3 separate regions of the Mus musculus genome follow, and regions 2 and 3 are each linked to region 1. A link is a loop called in an ENCODE intact Hi-C map of the cell type or tissue named here. Cell type or tissue: left cerebral cortex. All regions are shown on one strand. Region 1 holds the start of Ap5b1 (adaptor-related protein complex 5, beta 1 subunit). Region 2 has its middle 7.0 kb from the start of AI837181. Region 3 holds the start of Fibp (fibroblast growth factor (acidic) intracellular binding protein).

Region 1 (8,000 bases):
TGGGGTTGGATGGGGTTGTTGTGGCCCCATTTCACAGATAAGAAAGTCAAGGCCTGGGGATTAACTTTTCCTCTTTTCAGCCTAATGTCTAGGGTTTCCCAAGAATTGAGCTGCATGGAGAGGAGTGGAAATGCAGAAGAGGAGGAACTAGGTGAGGGCAAACAGGTCACTCTCTCAAGAGGGCCTCATGAGGAGCTGAAGGCACCTCTTGTCTGCCCCGTCTGTTGCCAGGACAAAGCAAACATTGCCTCTCCTAAGAGGATACTTGGGCAGGCAGATGAGAACAGGGCCCATTCATGAACTTGGACATCAGGAGCGCGAGGGCAGCAGACGGAGCATGTAGCAGAAGCCCAGTCCTCCTTACAGAGGCCCTGGAGTTTTGTACAAGTGACTCTACCTTCTCTGGGCTCCTGAAAGCCCATGGGAGACAGATACCCACCCTTAGCACCCAGGGTTGGCTACGAGCCCTAGTGAGTTCAGGAAGACACATCCATCTATCACACACAGTTCTGGAAACCACACATGCCACCTCAAAGAACCAAAGCCCAGGGAGGCTGGAGGCTGGCAGAGGCTACAGCATCAGAAGCTTGGGACACAGCCAGAGTTGGACTCCCTGACCCCTGGAAGCCCCTCCCCTCAACTGTAACAGGGTTTAATAATCCTTTCTGGCTACCGAGAGCTGGGACACCAGACCTGCAGTTATCAGCGCCCTCTGGGCCTCAGACAGGGCAACCAGACAGGCTCCTACTCCAACCTGCCTTCCCAGCCCAGGGCTGCTCTCACCCTGGCCTCTTTCATCTTGGGCCTAATTAGCCGGGCGCCCCACCCCAAAGCTTCTTAAACAGGAGTCATCACTCCCAATTTATAGATGGGGAAACTGAGGCACCTAGAGGGAAGTGGTTTAGAGCTGTCGCCTGTGAGTCAGCTGTGGAGCCAGAGCCCAGAAGAGCAGAGACCAGGTCTTCTAGCTCCCCGTGCCTCCCCCAACGCCCCCATGTCTCCATTCTCTCTTCTTCTACCCTTGTTCTGGGGGCCCAGGCAGTCTTCTTTTTAGGACCCTACCTCACCACTCTCATCTGCAGCCAGGTCAGGATAAGGGGCTAGGAAGGAACTTGGGCCACCCAAAGGGACAAAGACAAAGAAATAGCCAGAGGCTAGCAATGGGGGCTCAGGTGTTTCATCTTCAAAGTGGCTAGCAGGAGGCTTTATAGGACGGTGAGTATGAGATTTGGACGACAGAAGGTCTGAGCCCCTGAAACTAGCGGGCCAGTGAGCACCCACAGCCTGGGACTCGCCAACAAGCCCAGATACAGTCCTCTGGACTCTAGTAGGTAGCGTGTGTACTACTTGGCCAGAAGTCTGGCAGCCCGGCCGTTGTCTTCTCAAGCCTTGGTTTCTCGGTTCATATTAGGTGTGTTACGAGCTGAGTGACCCTCCAGGCCCCGCCAACACGCACACCTAGAGTCAGGATCCCGTTGTGTTTCGGCTTCGCTGCGTCTTAAGGTCCCGCCCTGCTCGCTCTACTCTAGCGCGCCCGACCCCTGTAGGCAATCCGTGCGACTTCGGGCAAAGGTCAGCAGCTACCATCCGGCTGCGACCCTGGCCCCGGGTCCTCGCCTCCAAGCAGAGCGAGGTGGTCCCCCCCAGCACCCCCGACGCCAGGTCAGCGTTGAGGACGCCAAGCCAAGCCCTGCGGCGCCGGTTCGACCGGTCCCGCAGTGACCCACGCCTTGCTCTTCCTGCTCTGCCCTGGGACTGCGCCTCGCGCGCCACCCAGCGGCCGCCCGAAGACCCGCATTCAAGCAGCCGGGCCAAGCGCGCAGTCACCGGGCCCGGGCGGGAGGACTGGGGGACGCGCTGGCCGCCTTCCCGATCTGCCCAAGCCGCTGTTCTGCTCCAGGGCCTGGGAACGCAGTTCCATCGGGGAGCGGACCGGGAGCCCGGCCCACCAAACCCCGCCCCTGCCCGTGCCTGCGGCAGTTTCGGGGCAGGGGGCCTGCACGGCGAGACAGTTACTCAGACCTGGCGAAACCGGCGAGTCGGCACCTGCCGGCCTGGCGGGCGTGGCAGGCGGAGGCTCCGTTACGCCCCGCCCCCGGGCTCGCCCCGTCCCGGCCGCCCACGCGCCGAGCGCCGCGCCCCGCCCCGGCCCGCGCCGCCAGCCTGCCAGCCCGGAAGGAGCCGACCGAGCGCCCGCGGCAGCTGACTCAAGCGGTGAGAGAGGCCGACCCGTTACCACGGGCGCCAGGGGCGCGAGCGACGCTGTGGTTTCGATGCCCTTCGTAGGCGGGAGGCTTAATGAGCTCTCCGCACGCACCTTCTGGGCACCCCCACCCCGATCCTGCGGGTCCTATCCTGCAGGGGCCCGGGCTGTTGCTTCCGGCATTATCTCCGAAGCCTCCAGAGTTCATCTCGGGACCTAGGCATTGGGGGGCGGGGAGGGGTCTGCAAGACGGCCCTAGGGTAACAGCAGCCCCTCGGGAAGGTGGAGGACCTGGGCGCCCTCTAGTGGCCGTAAAGGCCTGCGCGTCGTCCTCGCCTCGGTGTCTGATGCTCTCTTCCCTTTACAGAGAAGTGGATGACTGACCATGGGGCCCCTAGGTCGAGAAGCCTGGGCCCAGCGCCTGGGGGCCTTCCGAGCCAGCCCATCCGCCTTTCTGGCAGGTGCCGAAGGTGAGGATTTGGGTCGCGACCTGTTGAGTGACCTAAGGAGTGAAAAGCTAAGCGAGCAGACCAAGGTAGGTCCTGCCCGTGTGCCCTGCCGTGGTCCATATGGTTGCTTCATACTACCGCATGCTGAACTCAACGAGTTCCTCTTAAATCCCCCATCTCAGGTTTCCTTACTGACACTGAGCTTGGAGTACTCTGATAAACTTTGGCCTGATGCACCTGCCGCGGAGGCTGCTGCCACTTCCCTGTTGGACACGCTTGTCCTCCTGCCCACAAGACCTTCAGCTCTCCGGAGGCTCCTGTTGTTGGCAGCCACTACAGCCCTGGTGTCAGGAGATGCTCTCGGACCCACTTCGGGAGCTTCCTGCCGGCTTCTGCCCTTACTTCTTGGCTTAGCTTCAGGCCGAGACTTGGGACGAAGCTTTGGAACCCCTTCAGAACAGCGCCATCTACAGGCCACAGCCTGTGAATGCCTTGGAGAACTTGAGCGCTGTAAGCCTGGGCTGCTGGCCGGCGCCCTGGGGATGCTGCGGAGCCTCCCAGGGCAAACAGGTCCCATCCAGCCTGTCAGCCTGCTTCTGGCCCTTGTTCTACACGACACCTTGGTGGTACAGTCCAGGTCTGGGGCTGGCCTGCAAGGCCTGCTGGTGGCTGAGGACTTCTCCACTGGGAGTTGTCCCTGGGACTGGACCCTGGCTGAGGAATGGGATGCCCATCTTAAGCCCCAGGGGCCCAGCTGGCCCACAGCTGGGGAGGAGGAGCGTGGCTTTCCGGTTCTAGAGCCCAGCCCCGAGGACGCCCGAGAGCTGAAGGCTGCCGTGGCCCAGCTTCTGGACACTTCCTATCTGCTCACTCCTGTGGCTCAGGCTCAACTTCTGTGGCTGTTGGGCTGGGCCCTCCGGGGTCTTCGGGGACAGCCACCAGTGCTTTTCAAGCCACAGCTGGTTCGGCTGCTGGGCACGGCACAGCTGACACTGTTACACTCAGTTCTGTCTCTGAAGGCGGCCTTTGGCGAGGCCCTGTTCACTGCACAGGATGAAGCTCTGCTCCTCCGCAGGCTCACCTTGGGAGCCCAGCACCCAGCTTTACCCTCGCCCACACACCTCTTTTACCTGCATTGCATCCTGAGCTTCCCCGAGAATTGCCCACTAGGTCCAGAGGGGGAAGAGGCTGCCCCGCTGCTGTTGGGGCCCCAGCTGTGCCGGGGCCTCATGCCCAGTCTCCTTCATGACCCAACGGTTCTCCTGGCCCGCCTGCATTTGCTGTGTCTGCTCTGTGCTGACGATGAGGAAGAGGAGAAAGACCAGACTCAGGGCCCACAGTGGTTCCTACAGGAGGTGCTGGCTGGGCTACAGCAAAGGGCAGCCCTGGATGGTGGTCCCCGGGCCTTGGCCACTCTCTGTTTCCAAGCCTCATACCTTGTTACTAACTGCCTGACTAGACACTCCACAGTACAGACATTTTTGATCCGCGGACTGGCCCAACTGTACCGAGCTCGGCCTTCCCTGGCACCCCACTTTGTGGACCTCTTAGATCAGGTAAGCCCTGAGCTGAGAGAGCCCCTCAGGGAGGTGCTGCTCCAAGAGGCGGTGGCCAGGCCAGGCGAGAGCGAAGCCCTTTGCTGGCACCTGCAGATGCTGGCAAAGGTGGCAGAGGGGGCCACTCAGAGTACCACACTCAGCTTTCTACAGGCTGCAGCTGTGCACTGCACCGACTGGGGCCTCCACCAGGCCCTACTGCGGGTGTGCCGTGCTCTGCTGCGGACAGGCGGGGGAGATGGTCTGGCCAACTTGCTGCAGGAACTGGCCAGACAGCTAGAGAATGCTGACGGACGGGACCATGCCCGACTATACTATGTCCTCTTGTCCCATCTGTCAAGTTCCAAGTTGGGGATGGCGCTGGGCCCCTCACTGGCTGCACCTGCACTGGCCTCGTCACTAATGGCGGAGAACCAGGGCTTCTCATCAGCACTGATGGTGCAGGAGACCTCAGCCCCAATTCAGTTGAGTGTGGGGCCTCAGCAGGCCAAAGGCCCGCTCCCGGTGCTGTGTCTGCAGGTGCAGGCACTGGATGCTCCCGTCTACTCGCTGGAGCTGCGCTTCCGTGTGGAAGGACAGCTCTATGAGCCGTTGGAGGCTGTCCACATACCCTGCTTGCGTCCGGGACAACCTGCGCATCCTCTGTACCTGCTTCTGCAGCCCCGATGCCCAGCCCCTGCCCGCCTACACGTCCGGGCCCTTTACAGCACATCCGCTGGCCTCACGTGCCATGCCCGCCTGCCACCCCTGTCTGTGAACTTTGCTGACCTCTTCCTGCCTTTCCCCCGGCTCCCTAAGGGCTCTGAGTTGCGTTTCTTCGATGAGCTCTGGAACTCCTGCCTACCAAAGGGCGTAGAGAGCCGTGTGTGGTGTCCACTTGGGCAGCAGGGCCTGGAGGCCTTGGTGTCCCAGTACCTAGAGCCCTTTGTAGTGCTGGCTCAGCCCCCTACCACCTACCTCATAGCCATCCGCCTGCCTCCTGCCTCCATGCTGCTGCTGCGCCTGGAGAAAGCTCAGGTGGATGGTGTGCCTGTAGCCCTAAGGACTGATGACTGGGCTGTGCTGCCCCTGGTAGGGGACTACCTCCGCGGGCTTGCAGCCCACTGAGTAATGCCAGGTGGGACTGCACTGTGGCTGTGCCTGCTTCTTGTAGCTCCTGCCCCATAAGATCCCATTCACAGACTACTCCTCCTGGCCTGTTTTCTTTTGGAGCAGACTTACTGGGATTGGGTCATAAGCCCCCAGCAAGATCCAGACTAGTCCCAGTACTGCAGCCTTCCATAATTCCTGCTCAGATAGTCTGAAAAATATGTTTCTCATAGGATCTGACCTGGCCCAAGATCACTGCAACTTCTCATGAAGGCTGGAGCTTGAGGTTGGGCCTCAGCTGAACTCAGATCATAAGGTAGCAGCCTGGATAGGGTGACTAGAGAGCCTTTTCTTGGGTAGAGCTGGTTGCACCTAACTGTACAGGGTGTGCCAGTAAGGTTTGGCTCTGAGCAGATGGTGGGCCTGCATGATCTGGTTCAAAACAAACAACAACCCCCAAACTTAGCTTTTAATAGCAGCCCTTAGGAAACCCAATCTATAGCCAGGTGTGGTGGCACACGCCTTTAATCCCAGCACTTGGGAGGCAGAGGCAGGTGGATTTCTGAGTTTGAGGCCAGCCTGGTCTATAAAGTGAGTTCCAGGACAGCCGGGGCTACACAGAGAAACCCTGTCTCAAAAACAAAAACAAAAGAAGAACTTAAGAACTTCTTCAGCTCCTTTCTCTAAATGTGCAGGACACCAAGGATGCAGGTTCATGGAGGCCATCACTGCTGCCAGGCACCAGGCTGGTATTTTCCACACACATTACCTCCTGTCGTCTTTGAAACATTTCTGCAGGGCTCACACAGCTGAGGAAGTCAGCCAGCGGAAGTGGCTTCCTGGGGTCAGGCTGGGAGGGAGTAGGGTTTTGTCACCCATGGCCACATGTCACCATTACCACATTCAACAGAGCTCTGCAGTAGCCGCAAGTCCCCAGCCTTCACCCTGAGAAGACCCTAGTAGGACAGGACGTGCTGACACAGCTCTTGCTGGTGCTGAGGGAGAGAATAACTGTGGGCTGCAGTCGTTCTGAGGAAAGGACATTTTTGGGGGAAAGGGACACCCCTGCTCTTTTTTGTTGTTTGTTTTGTTTTTCAAGACAGGGTTTCTCTGTGTAGCCCTGGCTGTCCTGGAACTCACTCTGTAGACCAGGCTGGCCTTGAACTCAGAGATCGGCCTGCCTCTGCCTCCCTAGTGCTGGGATTAAAGGCGAGCGCCACCACACCCAGCAGCCCTGCTCTTACAAGTTTCTTACAAGTCAGTCTAGGAGCAAAAAGGCTCACGCCCACTTTGCGGCAAAAGGCCAGGTTCTTGTGGGAGCTGTGGCAATGAGTTGTCACTGTTGAGTAATTTTTACACTCCAGATGTAGACGTTGGCAAAGAAAAAAAATGCCATCCAGCTCTGGCTAGCGAGCCAGTGAGTAGACCGGAGCTGCTTCCAAGAGCGTGGTTACTCAGATCCAGCTGTGTCACCAAAACCATCCCAGCACGGCTGAGCACTCCAGGGAGCTGCTGGAGCATTATGGGTCTCGCAGCCAGCGCCACTTAAGACTACTTGCCTGAAACTGGCAGATTTTACAGCGTGCTGGATGGGCCCTGCCAGCCCTGTGGCTTTCTGAGCTTCTGGATCCTCAAGCTTCCTGAGTCTCTAGAGCCTGGAGAGAGATTCCAACAAGGAAGATGCAGCTACACTCACTTTGAAAGCCATTGCCAAATCAGGAAGGCGGCCATTCTAGAAACTTCTCCAGCTGGTTTGAGTAGAGACAGGATATAGGTCAGTTCCTTACACAATTCTGAGGGAAGCTAGAGAGGAGGTTCCACAGAAGCCGGCTGGAGCCACTGCATTGCGGGACAAGCTCCCCGCCTGCAGTGCGACTCCTCCTGGTGCTCCGACATGGTGGGTGCTGCCACTGAGCCAGAGACCACTGCTGCTAGAGAGGGCCTTGACACCTCCATGACATCTCAGGTATTCCCCTCCAGGTCCTTCTCTGTAGTAGGGAGAGGATACTGAAAAGCAGTTCCCCTCACACAAACGCAAGAACGCATTAAACCTTAGTCCAAGATGAAGAAACTAGACTCCAGAGGCTGGGGAGATGACTCAGTAAAGTACTCCCCCGTGAAGAACTGAGGTCCCCAGCACCCATGTAAAGCTAGGCCAGGCTGCCTCCTCTCAGCACAGGGCTGGGAGGCAAAGACAGACAGCAAGAGGTTCTCCAGAGCTTGGCTTTTTGTTCTCATTTTGTTTTTCCAAAACAGGGTTTCTCTGTGTAGCCCTGGCTGTTCTGGAACTCACTTCGTAGACCAGGCTGGCCTCAAACTCTACCCACCCAAACAAGTTATGTGTTCTGTGTCACAGTTCATATACCAATGACAAGCCCCAAGTTGTGGCCTGTGCATTCTAACCAACAGGTGGTAAATCAGGGTCTCCACAACTGCGTATCTAGGTTTGGTCATTTCTTTATTTATTATTGCTTTAGTCATTTCTAAGGGACACTGTGCTCACCGTCACCTGCTTATTAGAAAGGACATTCCACTGCCAGCTTTGTTGGTACATGCCCATAATCCTAACAGTTCAAAGCCAGCGAGTGCCTTCATAGTGAGACTGTCTTAACAAGCAAAAGTATATCACAGGGACCAAGGGAAAGTGAGTTCAGTTCTCAGCACCCATGTCCAACAGCTCATGACCATCTGTATGGAGCGCCG
Region 2 (8,000 bases), 140 kb before region 1:
GGTTCAGCAGTTAAGAGCATTAATTATTCTTCCAGAGGACCTTTAGTTTGGTTCCCAGAATTCACATGGTGGTGATTAGTAACAGCCTGTGACTCCAGTTCCAGGGGATAAAATGACCTCTTCTGGCCTCTGTAAGAACTGCACACATGCTGCTCTGACATGCATACAGGCAAAACTCCCATACATGGAAAAAAATCTTTACAAAGTATTGAAAACAATAAAATATAAAATGACTTTTCAGGGGGCGGGTACCGAGTCTGCTTGCCTCACATGTTTGGAGAAGTGGGTTTCCCTCATATGGCTCCCAAGGATCCGGCTCAGGTCAGGCAAACACCTTTGTCATCTGAGCCATCTCAGTTGCTCAGGCTTTTTTGTCTTGTTTTATCTTTTGAGACGGTTTCTCTCTGTAGCCCTGCTGTCTTGGAACTGTAGACCAGGCCAGCCTGGAACTCAAGAGATTTGCCTGCTTGTCTTTTCATGTTTTCATTATATGGCTCTTGCTGACCTGGAACTTGCAATGTAGACCATCTGCCTCACATGTGTTCATCTTTTTTTTTTTTTTAAAGATTTATTTATTATATGTAATTACACTGTAGCTGTCTTCAGACACTCCAGAAGAGGGCATAGGATCTCATTACAGATGGTTGTGAGCTACCAAGTGGTTGCTGGGATTTGAACTCAGAACCTTCAGAAGAGCAGTTGGTGCTCTTACCCGCTGAGCCATCTCTCCAGTCCTGTGTTCATCTTGACTTTATGATCCTCTGCTAACACCCCCTGAGTGTTAGGATTACATGTGTGCACCATCACACCCAAATTTATGTAGTTCTGTCCAGGTTTATACAGTGGCCAAGATTAAATCCAGGGTTTAGTGTCTGCTATGCATTCTGTCAGTGTAGCTATATCCACAGGCCCTCTGCTCCCATAATTTTGCCTTTTTGAAACAGGGCTTTGTTATGTAGCACAATTTGAGTTCTGATCTTTCTGCCACAGCTTCTTGAGTGCTGGGATTGCAGGTCTGAACCACCAAGTGTGTTCCGCAGGATTTAGATAAAGGGACTCCCTCTGTCCTTGCAGTTCCAGGCAGGGCATGCAGATTTCTAAGAAGAGATGGGCTGGATTTCAGCACCTGGGCTGGAACAGCCTAGCCAGTGAACAGCTTGAATATCCATGGACAGTTTTATCCAGAAGTCCTGGGGTTGGCATGCACTTCTGCCACCCTATCCAGGAGCCACACAACAGTTTATAAAGAACTTCCCACATGCATCAGTCAATTCTGACCTCTTTAAAGAGATACTGACCACATCCTGCCGTCAAGGAGCTGCTACTGCTATGTGTGATGGTATACGCCTTTAAGTCCATACCCGCAAGTGAATCTCTGGGAATTCGAGGAAAATCTGGTCTACACAGCAAGTTCAACAACAGTCAGAGCTACAAAACCATCTTAAAAGAGAGAAATTAAGGCCAAGAGGAGAAAGGATGGCCTGGGGTGGTGATTCAGTGTGAGAGCAGAGCTGGGACTTGCCACTGATCCTTCCCTTCTCGGGCAGAGTGTGGTCCTTGACCCCTGTTGTTGTCTTGACAGACACATACACAACCCACAGAGCAGGGACACTGGCGTGACTTTTTGTCTTTGGGCCATCCTCTTTTGCATGGCTGCTAGAGTCTTAAGGACCTGGCTTATGCACTATTCTGCCTCCCCAGACCAGTGCCCGCCCAGGTCTTGGTTGGAGGCCAGGGAGGTGTTGGCAGAGAGCTCCCTGAGATGTTGCTCCCGTGCCGTGCCAGCGCTGAATCAGCCTCCAGCAGCCTCACCGAGTTGGAATTTGGAGCAGAGGAGCGGAGATGCCGCTGGGATGACTGGGTGGAAGTGGCTGAGTCATGAGATGCTAGCTTAACCCCCTCCCCAGTTGCCTCCCTGTCCCGAGCTTCCCCAGGACCAAGTCCACCTCAGCCCAAACTTGGGAAATCCCCAGAGCTCAGAGTTGGAGCCAGGTGCCCTGCCTGTCTGATTGTCAATGCTTTTGTACTTGACTAAAGTGGGCCAACTCTCCCTAGGCAGAGGAGTGGCATCCTGGCAAAGCCTTGTGTTCCCACAAAGATGTCTATGTGGTATGGAGAGCCCAGGTTTTCTTTCCTTGCAAAGCCTGGCACATCCCTCTTCTGTATCTCTATGGCCTTCCATGGCCTCTTGCACTTTCTCATTGTCTCCCAAACTAAGCCAACAGCCACTAACTTGCTCCTCCACCCCAAATCTCTGTCCTATTCCACAAACCAGGTCCACAGATCTCTATAGAGATGCCCACACTCCTGATTCTCTACAGCAACTAGAAACAAGGTTTCTGCCCTGGGCTGGCATTGACCAGGTCCCCAACAGCTGTCTCAGCTGTCCTTAGGCACAGCTTCCTTATCTCTGCACTCAACTGAAGCCAACTGGCACATCCTTTACCACCTTGGCATGGAGCCTGGGGCCTCAGGCCTTCTTTGTTCTTAAACACCTGCTGTGTGGTACCCATCACAGAATCAGCGGTTACTTGGCAATCACTTGGTTGATAGTTGTCTCCTGCTGGTCCCCAAACCACAGACCCAGACTGTCCTCTACTAAGGCTGAGTGATGTCTACATTTCATCTCCCAGTCCAGAATAACTTCTTCAGAGATCATGAAGTAAAAGACTTGCATCAGATCTAGGTATTGTGAGTTCCACCTGTTTGATCTCTCCGCTTTATCTTTATCTTTGCTCTAGAACACGGCTTTCCTGCCCACGTTCTACCCTTTCCCACTTTGATGCCTCTGTTGATGGGTAACCTCTGTTGGCATGCCTGACATCACCACTGCTAGCTTATGGCACATCTCAGACCCACTAGCTTTCTAACCGTGTGGCTCTCCTACGTGTGGCTTTCAATCTATATGTCTAGGGACTCTCAAGGACAATGACTAGTTTATCCTCAGGGCACCTTCAGCATCCAGATCAGAGTCAAGCCTGGTGCAAGCACCAAATAACATTCTTGAATCCAGAGGGATTGTATGAAAACCATACATTATCTAAGCTCCATTTAGTTCTTTTATTTTTAAATGATTTTATGTGGTGGACGTTGTTCCTGTGCGTCTGTCTGTGTGCCTCGTGTGTTCTTTGTGTCCAGGGAAGCCAGAAGAGGATGTTGGATTCCCTGACACTAGAGTTACAGATGGTTTTGATCTACCGTGTGGATGTTTGGAATGACACTTGCGTCCTCTGCCACAGCCAGTGCTTGACTCGTGTGTGCCCCCTCTGCAGCCTCGAGCTCTGGCATTCTTGCCATTTTTGCAGAAAGGGAAACTGAGTCCCAGAGAATTCCAGTTCATTGTCTCAAGGCTGCAGAGCAAGCATATGGCAGAGCCAAGACTTGAACTCATTCAACTCCAGAGCAGCTGCTACATGCTTAAGTCTTGCTACTGAACGTGCTCTTGAGGCAGAGGTGCTGCAAAGAGAACTAGTGCCCTGCAGGGACATAGGGTTAACTTGTGAAGTACACAAGGTAGCTTCTCGGACTCACATGGGAGACAAGCAGAGCCCAAACACAGATTCCTCCAACACTGATCAAGAAGCTGAGTGCAGCCTGTCTGGAAAGGAAGAGTCTCTCCAGCCTACAGGGAGGACTGCTCCTCTGACAAGCTAAGGGTTTCCCCGAAACCTGGGCTAGCAGGGCTTCTCTTGCTTAGCCAGTTCCTGCCTACATGGAAGTATGGAAACACTGGGTTGTGTAGGAGCTGGCCAAACTTAGACAAACCCCTGTGTCTGCTCCATTAGTAAAACTGAGAGAGGTCTGACAGAGGCCTGAGAGACAGACATACCCTGCCATGCCTTCCTAGTACACTGCAAACCTCAAGCCCCTGGAACAAGGGGGTGTTCTGGGAAGGAGAGACTCTATTTGACCCCCAACTCCAGCTAGGACCTGGGGCAGAATCCGGGAGTACAGGGCACAGCTGGATTGGGAGATGCTTCCACCAAAGCTTTGGCACGATTTGGGGGATTTTCCTAGTAGGCCAGCTGCACCCCGCTCTTGCTGACTGGGAGGGGCCTTGGCAGGAATGAAGATTGGGTCACAGGGCTGATTCACTGAGGAGGGAAACTCCCCACTTCTGTGACGTACATGCCCTAGGCACTGAAGGGTAAAGCTAAGGGCACTAGTCTGAGAAACACTTCACCTGGTTTTTCTTTGGCCAGTGGCCTCCTAGGAGGGGATAGTATACCTGAGTTAGGCAGAAGGATGAGAGGGCAGGGAGCAGGTTTGTGGGGACAGCTTTTCAAGAAAGGAAACTAGAGATTGCAACTGGAATGAAGTCTGGACAGGACAGCTCAGGTATCCTTTCTTGTCTATTTTATGAACGAAACAAGCAAGGCTCATCGTAAGAGCAAACACTTATACAGGCCTGCTCTGCACAGGCAAACACTGGGTACCTTATATTCCTTAGCTCTCTCCACCCCACACAGCACTCCTTTTATTGATGAAAAATGAGATTAAAAGATGCTAAGATGGTCAAAGTGGAGTCAGGCACCCGAGAGGCTGAGGCAGAAAGGTTAGGAGTTCAAATTCAACTTCAGTTACACAGCAGTGTGAGGCCAGTCTAGGCCACATGATATCCTGTCTCAAAACAAACAAGAAAGTAAAAACTGGACAGAGCCAAGACTACAGATGCTCTAGTGGCCTGCCCAGCTCCTAAGGATGCCTCCTACATCAGGGCATCAGGGCATTCTGTCTCTGGTCCCCCAGCAATCCTAGCTCGCAGAGGCAGAAGCCTCTTTAAGATTAAGTCTGATTGGTTTCTACCATTGGGCCCAGCTATGCCTGTCAGGCACCCTGGAGGATAGCCAAGTCCCATACCAGGCCTCCTCTGCGGCTCCTGAAGGGAGAGAAAACTGGCTGCCACAATAAAATAAAATAAAATAAGTCAGCCAAACGTTCAGAGGCCAGGAGAGGGCAGTGAAGTTCCTGCCAGAACCTCTCCAGAGTTTTGACTTTTGACCAAACAAGCTTCCCTTTCCTGTGTTGACGCTCACCTCTTGCATCGTGTGCATATATGCACATAGACATAGCCCCCCCACACACACACACACACATGCCCAGAAACAGAGATACACACACACGTGCACACACACACACACACACACACACACACACACACACACACACAGACACACACAGACACGCCCAGAAATGTACACACACACAGGGAAAGTCTGGCTCAATTGCCCCAGATGGTCCTGGTCATCTCGGTCTGTAAGTACCCCAGGGGGCCTGACAGCTATGGCTTTTTGAGGTGGGGCAAGCAGCCCCTGCGCAGGCGCAGGCAAGCTTTGCCCCACTTGGCTCTCTTTCAGGCTCCATGACTCACTCCCTTGCCCCCCATGACTCAGTTTACACCAGTGCCTGGAGGTCCTCACAGCTCGGGTGGGGCGCTTTGTGGGTGCAGCCCAGGCCCGCCAGCCTTTCATCCCAGGATAAGCGTCTCATCCCACTCCTGGCCAGAGCAGGAGTTGGCACCGCTGCGATCAGCAGGGCAGGCTCCTGGGAGCCTGGGGACCGGAAGTGTTTATGGGGGAGGGGAGTCCTTGGTCTGGGCTTTTGAAAGAGCTGAAAAACTGCTAGACAAGCTCCAACCCTCCTGGGCTTGGGTTTAAATGGAACAGGACCCACTCAGTGGGTCAGGCTAATTGGACAGAGCCGTTGTGGACACACAGAAGAGGAAATGGGCTACATGGCACCAATCTTATCAGCAAGAGAGAACTCTAACATGTTTCTTGCATTTCTGGGAGTCTCCCTCCGAGCATTATCCATGATTTAACCTGTCTACTCCCCCAAGCAACCCAAAAAGCAGATACAAATGAAAGGACTGAGCCATAGACACCGAAGGAAGTTTGCACCGTGATAAAAGGAGGTTTTGCAAAGAGGGACTAAGCTAAGACATATACACTACCTTAAGGATGGTTGCCAAGGGGGTTTGTATATGCGTTTGCTCTTACAGTGAGCCTCTTAGTTATACACTGGGTAAGAAAGGATATCTGACACATCCTGGCCAGCCTCGCTGACACATCTAGCCAGCTACAGTCTCTTTTCCCTCTCTCGGGAACTGCTCCCACAGCCTGATGCCTCCCTAGCTACGTGGGTTGCAGTGGGACTGAGAGGCCCAGTGTTCACCTCCACCCTTAGATCTCCTGGGTCCAGGAACTCAGTGTGTGATGGGTGAAAAAGAAGGCAGATCTACCACTACACGACTCTATTCCCCAGCTATGAGACCCTTGCTTCTTTCCGCTTCTCCAGGTCATGTGGTTCTGCTCCATCCTCCTTCCACCTCTTCTTCCTCTGCCCTTCTTCCCTTACCATTCCTCCCCTCTCTAAAGCCTCCAGCCACACCTTTCCTTCCACTGCCCAATCACAGTCTTTAGCCTTTATTGACCAGTTAAAGGGCTGGAAGGATGATGGCTCAGTGCTTAAGAGAGCTGGCTGCTCTGCCCAGGGACCTGAGTTCAGTGCCTGGCACACATGTCAAACAGCTCACAGCCACCAGCTCCAGAGGACTCAGCACTGTCTTTCGGCCTCTGCAGAAACACACACACACACACACACAACACACACAACACACACACATAGTGGGGGCAGGGAAAGGGAGCAGAGACGGAGACAGAGACAGAGACAGAGACAAAGAGACAGATCTTCTAAGAGCCAGGAATGATAGATCATGTCTTTAATCCCAACATTCCAAAGGCAGAGGTCACCCTTGTCTTCAAGTTCCAGAATAGCCAGAGATACACAGAGAAACCCTATCTCAAAAAGAAAAGAAAAGAAAATTGTGGGTTGTATTCTGATATTAATTTTGCTTCCTCACAAGGAGCTGCCCCAAAGAGGAGTGGATCACATACTCAAGTGGTTTCATATGAACCTCCTCCCCATTTTAACTGGTCAATAAAGGCTAAAGACTGTGATTGGGCAGTGGAAGGAAAAGGTGGGGCTGGAGGCTTTAGAGAGGAGAGGAATGGTAAGGGAAGAAGGGCAGAGGAAGAAGAGGTGGAAGGAGGATGGAGCAGAACCACATGACCTGGAGAAGCTGAGCGAAGCAAGGGTCTCATAGCTGGGGAATAGAGTCGTGTAGTGGCAGATCTGCCCAATGTAGGCATATAGCTTATAAATATAACGACTTAGTTGTGTGGCTTTTGCACAGGGTCTGTAGTAGGCTAGCCCAGAACTCACTGTGTGGGCTTATTGGTGTTGGATTTTTATTGTAACAGGAAGAAGAAAGAAATAAAGAGAGAGAGAGAGAGGGATGGAGGGAGGGAGAGAGAGAGAGAGAGAGAGGAAGGAAGGAAGGAAGGAAGGAAGGAAGGAAGGAAGGAAGGAAGGAAGGAAGGAAGCATGGGAGAGAGAGAGAGAGAGAGGGTCAGTACACACCGTTGATCCCAGCACTTAGGAGGCAAAGGCAGCCTGATTTCTAAAAGTCCAAGGTTAGCCTGGTCTACCTAAAGAGCTCCAGAGCATCCAAGGCTCCGTTGTAAAGCCCTGTGTCAAAAAGCTAAAAACAGATAAATAGAATGAGTTTGCCAGGTAGCTCAGAGATTAAGAACACTTGCTGTTCTTCCAGAGAACAAAGATTTAGTTCCCAGCACCCAGGTCTGGCAGCCTCTACTGCTTCCTTGGGTACCTATATTCATGTGCTCAAACCCACAGGCACAGGTACAGAACCTATTTTAAAATCAAATAGATTAAAAAAAAAACATTAAAAAGGCAATACTGGCCAGTCCTGGTGTCTGAGTGATTCCCAGGGCCCAGCAAAAGGGGACCGAGTTTCCAGAGCCCTGAAGACAAGGGGTAACACACCAAAATATGGACTCATTTTTCATTCCACCTTCATTGGCCGAGCAGCTGCAAAGAACAAAGGCCGTATCTCCCGATACCTAGCAAACAAATGCAGTATTGCCTCAAGAATTGATTGCTTCTCTGAGGTCCCCACAAGTGTATTTGGGGAAAAA
Region 3 (8,000 bases), 110 kb before region 1:
TGTAGAACTCATTTTCCCCCATTTTTCGAGACAGGATTTCTCTGTGTAGCCCTGGCTGTCCTGAAACTCACTCTGTAGACCAGGCTAACCTCCAATTCAGATATCTGCCTGCCTTCCAAGTGCTGGGATTAAAGGTTATACAGGGTTAATTTTATTAGTAATTATAGCCAGTAAGCTATATTTATGTATTATACAACAGTGCATACATATGTAGAGATCAGGTGATAAGGACTAGGTATACTGGTGGTTCCTATCCTGTAATCTCAATGCTTGGGAGGTTGAAGATCAAAGACTGCTGCCAATTTAGACTAGCCTGGACTACAAAGTAAGACCTTGTCTTAACAAACAAACAAAACAAAACCTGGAGCTGGTTCTTTCCTTACACAGTATGGGTGCAGGAGAACGAACTCAGGCTTGGTGGCTCCTGTGTAAATCTTTTACTGCCTCATGAAAAGACAAAGAAGACAGCCTTACTAGATGGGTGCCCCTGCAGATACCTACTTCCAGGCAGAGCTCTGAAAGACTTTAAGTGAAGTCACTAGCTTGTGTGTGGGTGTAGTATGTGGTGAAAAACTGGGGCTGGAGAGAAAGCTAAGTGGTTACAAGCAAGGAACCACAACCATATGTGCAACTAACTCATATTTGCCTGTAAATTTAACTCCAGGGGACCTGATACCTCAGGTCTCAAAGAACATTTGCACTCACACGTACACACCCTCTCCCCACATACACATTATTCAAAACAATAAAAATAAATACACTCCGGGAACAAGAAAAATGGTCATCTGTCTGTCTTATGGACAATGGAAGTAAGGGCCACATACACCTAGCAATCGCTACGATAGAACCTTGGAAACATTCTAATTTAGGATACAGGTCAAAACTGGGAGGCTCTGAGAAAACTGAGAAGATGGGAGTGACAGAAGGGGTTAACGGGAGAATCTGCAAGACAGGGTAGACTGAGAGAAGACTATCCCGACATCTTCCGAAAAACCGTTCACAGAGCTGAGCGGTGTCTCACTAGCTCCGTCCCGGAAGTGGTCCTTCATCAGCTCCGGGTGCCCGGAGCAAAATCTCCGAACTCCCGGAAGTCGCTCTGCGGCTACTCGCCCGGCCGGGGCCCGTACAAGCTCCAGCTTCGGGCGAACCCGGCCCGGGCATCGTCATGACCAGCGAACTAGACATTTTCGTGGGGAACACGACCCTTATAGATGAAGACGTGTATCGCCTCTGGCTGGATGGTTACTCAGGTCTGTGAGCCGCCCTCCCGGGAAGCTGTTGTTGGGGATCGGGAAGAGGGGGCGTGGCTAGGATTTAGGCTTGGTTTAGGGAAGTGGACAGACTGCGGGAAGTCGGGGAAGTGTAAGGATTGGAGGTGGAGGTGGAACCCCTGGAGGGCCTCTAGGGTCTTATGGTAGCGCCCACTCCTCAGTGAACGATGCAGTGGCTCTGCGAGTACGCTCCGGAATCTTGGAGCAGACGGGAGCCACCACAGGAGTGCTGCAGAGCGACACCATGGACCACTACCGCACCTTTCACATGCTTGAGCGTCTGCTGCACGCGCCGCCGAAGCTGCTGCACCAGCTCATCTTCCAGATTCCTCCCTCCCGACAGACACTCCTCATCGAGAGGTGCTCACCAGGGGTGGGGGACGGGGGTGGGTACTGGCAGGGATGTCAGTCAATCTGACTTATACCCATTTTGTAGACTGAAGCTGAGTCTGGGGGGAGGGTATTGGGATATACACAGGGGTAGATGGGGTGAACTCAGGAAATTAGAAAATTGAGAACAAGAGAAACCAATTCCAAACTCCCTTCTCCTTCCCTAATGGATCACCAATAATGACCTGTGCCTCCACAAGGTACTACACCTTTGATGAGGCCTTTGTTCGGGAGGTCTTGGGCAAGAAGCTGTCCAAGGGTACCAAGAAAGACCTGGATGACATCAGCACCAAAACAGGAATTACTCTCAAGAGCTGCCGGAGGCAGGTGGGTTCTACACATAACACCACTACCTGTCTAGCCCACCTCTGGATCCTTCTTACTACTCTAGCCCCACCTCTAGCCCGTGGTCTAGCCCATGATTGTGGAACCAGTTCCTTCTTCATATAAACCCTCTCCTCCCTCCACCTCCCCTCTGGCCAGGCGGACCAGGCTTAGGCTCAGTCTGACCGTGGCTTTCCTTTGCTTATAGATTTTCATTGGCTCCCACTGTCCTCGACCTTCAGACTCAGGTTGGGTCACTATAGACCTCTCTGGACTTAACATTTCTTGAGCCCCAAGTTTGTTTTTGTTCATGGTACTCCTGCCTAGAAGATGCTGTTCTTGGCCACATCTATCCCTTGAAATCGACAAGGGAGCTAGATCCTACCTTATCCATGAGCCGTTTTGGTAGCATTCATGCCTTGTCTTTAAGGGAGAAGTACCAGGGTGTAAACTGGGCGCAGATGGCTATGGGTATGGGTCTGGGCTCTTGCTACAACCTTTATAGGCCTTGAGTGCCTTTCCTTTGTGTCTAGAATGAGTTCGTGTGTGTATGCTGCTTGGTTCACTCCAAGTTACTCAGGAGAATCCGTTCTAATTCAGGCTCTTGAAGAGCCAGAGATTGACGGTCGTGATGCTAAATTGAACTTAAGGACAGGAATAAGTAAGCATTCTTTTAAGGAAAAATGCCAAAGGCTGGCAAACATTGTCAAATGATGGTAGTTATTAATACCTAGTCATGCCAGGGGTGCTGGCGCATGCTTTTAATCCCAGCACTCAGGAGGCAGAGGCAGGTGGATTTCTGAGTTCGAGGCCAGCCTGGTCTACAGAGTGAGTTCCAGGACAGCCAGGGCTACACAGAGAAACCCTGTCTCGAAACAAACAACAAAAACCTAGTCATTTGTTGAAGTGTTAGTGCTAAATTAGTACCTGCCCACCAGATAGGAGGACAGGAGGGAGAGATCCCATAGCAGCTCGCTCATGAACGTCTCCTGACCAGTGTTCTGTAATTGCCGGACAGTTTGACAACTTTAAACGAGTCTTCAAGGTGGTGGAAGAAATGCGGGGCTCCCTGGTGGACAACATCCAGCAGCACTTCCTCCTCTCTGACCGGTTAGCCAGGTGAGGGTCGCCGCCTCCTCTCTGACCGGTTAGCCAGGTGAGGGCTGCCACCTCCTCTCTGACCGGTTAGCCAGGTGAGGGCCGCCGCCTCCCTTCCTACTCGAGGTTTCCTGGGCCCTTAGCCTGTACGCCTTCCCTCTCCTAACCCTTTCCCCTCCGCTCTTCTGGAGGAATGATTATTCTGTTAGTGACCTGTAAACTGCATCAAATTGCCAAGCGTAAGGCATTTGTAAAGCATTGAAGAAGTGCCCAGTGATGCAGTGTGGCCTTCCGCTGTACTCCTTAGGAACTCCTCGTAGAGGTGGGAGGTTGGTAAGGAAATGGTCCGTGGTTGGTCCCTTGGTGAGTTAGAGCAGAAACACACCAGAGCTAAAATGTTGAACCAAGACTGCAGGTGGGAGCTACCTGCTAAGAGGGATTTAAAACAATAAAGAGTTTCTTCAAGCATGGTTCTGTGTAAGCTTACTCATCAGACACTGCTGTGTGAAGCAGAAAAAGGGATTTCTGGTCCTAAGAGAGCCACTGTCCCTGTCTGCAGGGATTACGCAGCCATCGTCTTTTTTGCCAACAACCGCTTTGAAACAGGAAAGAAAAAGCTGCAGTACCTGAGCTTTGGGGACTTTGCCTTCTGTGCAGAGCTTATGATCCAGAACTGGACCCTTGGAGCCGTCGGTGAGGCCCCCACTGACCCAGGTGCCTGGACTCCCTACCCCCTTGGGGACTGGTTCCCTGCTGTCAGTTTGTCCTAGCGTATAGATAGCTTCCACAGCGCCCTCAGCCCCAGACCACCTCTACGGATAGTCCCCTGGCTCCACGCACACCTGCCTGCAGGCCAAGGGTTCACCACTGCGTGGCCTGGGGCATGACATTCCTCTTTCCATCTCTGAGACTCCAGTGAGGTAGTGGTGAAGAGGGTTCACCTCCCAAGATGGTCTTTCATGCACCCACAACGTCTTTCATGGCCTTCGCAGACTCTCAGGTGGACGACATGGATGTGGACTTAGATAAGGAGTTTCTCCAAGACTTGAAGGAGCTCAAGGTTCTCGTGGCTGACAAGGACCTCCTGGACCTGCATAAGAGGTGACTGTGGGGTCCGTGAGACCAGGGATAAAATACTCTTAGTCGGCTAGAGACATAACTGCATCTTCCTACAGCCTGGTGTGCACTGCCCTCCGGGGAAAGCTGGGTGTCTTCTCTGAGATGGAAACCAACTTCAAGGTCCGTTGCCCTGTGCAGACCCTTCCCCCTAAAGTGTCAAGAGCCTCCTGTGCGCTACCCCTGCCAGGCAGCTCTGCTCATTCCTGAAGGTGACCAGCAGGTGGCACTGCTGCTCTCCCTGTCTGCCCTTGAGGGGGTCCCAAGCTCATAACAAAAGGGACTTGATTGTCTGAGGGAGGTGGATGAACTTGGGGAGGGGCCTGGCCCTCCTTCCGCCTCAGTGCGCAGCCTCCGCATCTGGAGCAGAAGACAGAACTCCCGAGATCCTTGCCCCACAGAATCTGTCTCGGGGGCTGGTGAACGTGGCTGCCAAGCTGACCCACAATAAGGATGTCAGAGACCTATTTGTGGACCTCGTGGAGAAGGTGAGCAGTCCTGTCCCCACCCCCTGGTCCCCAGCCTGTCCTGTCCCCACCCCTGGTCCCCAGCCTGTCCTGTGTCTAAGCAGTCCTAGTGGTGCCACCTGTTCCCTTGGACCTACAGTTTGTGGAACCCTGCCGCTCTGACCACTGGCCACTGAGTGATGTGCGGCTCTTCCTCAGCCAGTATTCAGCGTCAGTCCACTCCCTGGATGGCTTCCGGTGAGAGGTGCCAGGCCTGCTGGCTAACTTCCTTGCCCTCCAGGAGACTCAGGCTTCTCTGTTGAACTGCCCTGTGGGTGGAAGCTCCGCCTCTCCTTGTTGTGACCTTGGCCAAGTTCTTAACCCTTCTGTGCCTTAGCTCTCTTAAATGTAAACTGAGACTAAAGCTAGAAGACTCATAAGGTTTATGGAAACTAAATAGTCCTCAGATCGGCCCTCAGCACTGGGTGGAGAGCAGGGAGAAGGAAGCCGGGCAGAATGGCTCAAGTTTGTATTCCCAGCACATCGGAAGCTGGGACATGAGGATTGCCGCTGTTTTCCAGGCCAGCTTGAGCCACACTGTGAGACCCTGTCTCAAAAACAAACTATCCAAAAAAAAAAAAAAAAAGGAGGGGCTGTGGTGAGGAAGAAAGTGTAGAAAACACTGAGCGGTGGTGTGGCAGGCATGGCGGTGAGTGGACATCAGCTCTCACCGTTATCTTCTTCATTGCAGGCACCAGGCACTCTGGGACCGCTACATGGGCACCCTCCGTGGCTGCCTTCTGCGCCTCTATCATGATTAAAGCCCTTTTCCTTCCTCCCTCCGACATACCCTGAGAATAAAGTTGCCATAAGTTTGGAGACTGGTCCTTGTTCCAGGTTGAAGGGCTCATGGGGATTCCCACAGTGCACACATGTGTGCTCAAGTGCTGTGCCATCACGCGTAAGGATGTGTGCACTAGCACCTCAGGGACCGGACCATGACACATTCGGGGTCTTCCCAGCCCCACCTCGCCTCTCCACACCCCAGCTGAATCCACACAGGAGCCACGGAGCAGTCTTGGTTTATGAAGCCATACAGAGAGGATGTGGGCAGGGCTGACAAGGGGCAGTGGCCATGTGGGAGAAGCAGAAGAGTGGCTGCTGCCTTCAGGGAGGACAAGAGGTCCGTGCCTTCTTTACTGGTGAGTCCACTTGAGCTGTGAAGGGATACTTGGTGACTCCACAGGTGTTGTTTCCCCGATACAGCCTGAAGTAACCCTACGAAGTTAGGGGGTGTCAGGGTCAGAAGATAAAGATGACGTTATAGCCTGCCCCGTTGCCATTTCACTCGCTCACCTTCTCGCCCCAGTGAGCTCCCCAGGAGTTCTTCAGGATCCAGTATGGGGAGGAGTGGCGACGTTTTCGAGAATGGGACAAGACTGTCCCTGTCTGCATGCCCTCTTTCTCCTTGCCAAAGCCCACCAGCAAGACAGAGTGGTCCACTTGCCGAGGGTCACAGGAGCTGGGTGTAGCCTTGATGACACCCTTCTGGTAATGCTGCCAGGGTGGGGACAGAAGAGCTGAGTCCAGGGCACCTCTCCGTATGCCCTCACTTTTCCCTGTCTACCCACCTGGAGTAGTTTCATGTTGATGGTCACGGTGATAGGTCCATGCACGGCCAGGTAGTGGGCAATTGCTGGAAATTGGTAATGACTGGAGCCTTGAGGGTGCCATCAAGCCCAGCCTACCCTGCCATTGCGGCTCTTCTCACAGGGGCGTAGGGTTTAGTTAGGTCTCCCATAGCCAGGCTGTCTGCCCCCACCCTCCTGGTCTACCCTGGCCATACCCTGCTCATTATTGGACAACATGGTGAAATCCTGGATCCAGGCCACCTTCTTGTACTTCTTGGCTAGGCATCTGTGAGGCTTTCTGTCCCCCTGGAATGGATAATCCTTTTCACTGGCCAGGCCACCTGAAGACAAGCAAGACCAGGAAGGAACCTTGGATACCGAACACTCACCATCCCTACTGACCTCCCACAAGGCCTGGTACTCAACTGTTGTTGAGGACAGTTAGATATGCGTCCCACACGAAGCCACCATTGCAACCATTTCCACAGCGTTCGCAGTCCAGCAGCTCTGGGACAGAAAGGGACAGCATAGGTGAGCAGGTCCCCTAGGCCACTGTCCCGACACATGTCCATTCCCTGTCATACCCTGCACAGAGACGTCCACAAACTGCTGGTGTTTGATGCGCCACAGAGCCTGGATGTTGTCGGCAGCTGCCATGGCCCAGCAGCATTTGCAGCTTCCCTGAATGGAGAGGGTGGGATGGGGTAAGGCCTTGGCCTCATCTCCCCACTCCTTGGGGTGGATTGGGCCAAACTGGGTGGGGACAGGACAGATACCTGGTTCTTGACCGACGAGATGATGTTCTTTGCTTTACGCCAGTCACAGGTGCGGGGCACAGATTCCCCCCACGTGTTAGACTCTACCTTTTTGGTCATGTTGGGGGTCCTTTCTGGTGACCTCTCCTGCCCGTATAACTGGCCAAACTCCTCCTCTGAAGACAGACAAGGCCAGAGAAGTCCCGGGTTCCACACCCTCCTCTTCCATGTTCTCTTTCTAGCTGTCACTTTGTCTAGCTGATAACTTTGAAGGCATCATGTGGGACATTGAGGCCTAGAGAGGTCCAGCTTGTGCTGATACAGTCTCTGGCCTGAGAGCCAAGCTGGACACAGGCCACAGAAGTCATGTCTTGCGCTCTGGGATTCAGGGAAGTCACCCAGGCTGGCCTTGAGAGGGGAGATTTACCCTGTCCATTTGCCAGTCACCCTAGGACTCTGGTACCTGTGAGGTCACTGAATGGAGTCTCTCCAAACTCAGCTGTACCCAAGTCTTCTTGCTGTAGCCTTTGAGCCTGAGCCAGATTGTGGGCAAAGATGCTCAGACGGCGAGTGTACTCTAGACCAAAAAAGAGTTGCTGTAGGCCAGTCTCAGGGCAGGAAGTGGCCACTGGTTGGGCCACCCACACCCACTCAGGTAAGTGCTGGCACTTTCTGTCACTACAACTCTCCTGCAAGAAAGTGATTATCCAGCCCCACATGAGATTAGAATTTTCCCCAGAGACACTAACAGGCCCACTCTAGGGGGAAGCCGAGCAAAGCCTTTAGAGGCAGTAACTCAGAAAGGAAAGTTAACAGTGGCTGGAGGCCAGTTTCCTGCACCCGTGGGCTGCACCATCTCTGTCTCCTCTTCACACATCTGACCACAGGTTTGGAGGATGGGTAGGTGGGGTTTGGCGCACAGACACAGAAGTGGGGAGGGAGAGAGAGGAGACAGAAGAAAAGAGAAGG

What was found. Peaks named below come from ENCODE experiments on the same cell type or tissue, not always from the same donor. Only the 100,000 strongest peaks of a DNase experiment are listed, where the experiment ranks them.
Region 2: it touches region 1 in a loop (1.9-fold over the local background); 3 of 42 quality-filtered maps call a loop at or near these places.
Region 3: it touches region 1 in a loop (6-fold over the local background); 5 of 42 quality-filtered maps call a loop at or near these places.

The regions. Positions count from the first base shown.
Region 1 is chr19:5,565,870-5,573,869 of GRCm38, forward strand. Ap5b1 (adaptor-related protein complex 5, beta 1 subunit) reads left to right here and starts at 2,155. Exons shown (of 3, transcript NM_001362046.1): 1 at 2,155-2,214; 2 at 2,571-2,738; 3 at 2,835-5,392. The coding sequence starts at 2,589. The coding sequence ends at 5,315. In left cerebral cortex, CTCF peaks have their summits at 1,775, 2,503 (motif pointing left) and 3,130 (motif pointing left); DNase peaks (open chromatin) are centred at 1,865, 2,047, 2,483, 3,111 and 2 more places; H3K4me3 peaks cover 2,031 bases; H3K27ac peaks cover 1,867 bases.
Region 2 is chr19:5,428,178-5,436,177 of GRCm38, forward strand. It overlaps the pseudogene Gm25432. Among named protein-coding and RNA genes, the nearest start is that of AI837181, 7.0 kb to the left of the region's middle. In left cerebral cortex, CTCF peaks have their summits at 137 (motif pointing left) and 4,954 (motif pointing right); DNase peaks (open chromatin) are centred at 114 and 1,829.
Region 3 is chr19:5,459,529-5,467,528 of GRCm38, forward strand. Fibp (fibroblast growth factor (acidic) intracellular binding protein) reads left to right here and starts at 1,079. Exons shown (of 10, transcript NM_021438.4): 1 at 1,079-1,250; 2 at 1,433-1,631; 3 at 1,862-1,988; 4 at 3,004-3,104; 5 at 3,643-3,776; 6 at 4,076-4,184; 7 at 4,259-4,322; 8 at 4,601-4,687; 9 at 4,806-4,903; 10 at 5,397-5,524. The coding sequence starts at 1,166. The coding sequence ends at 5,466. It overlaps Ctsw (cathepsin W), which reads right to left. Exons shown (of 10, transcript NM_009985.5): 3 at 7,495-7,608; 4 at 7,053-7,207; 5 at 6,861-6,957; 6 at 6,703-6,783; 7 at 6,492-6,617; 8 at 6,277-6,341; 9 at 6,002-6,202; 10 at 5,515-5,923. The coding sequence ends at 5,813. In left cerebral cortex, a CTCF peak has its summit at 4,419 (motif pointing right); DNase peaks (open chromatin) are centred at 619, 1,088, 4,437 and 4,947; H3K4me3 peaks cover 2,016 bases; H3K27ac peaks cover 1,936 bases.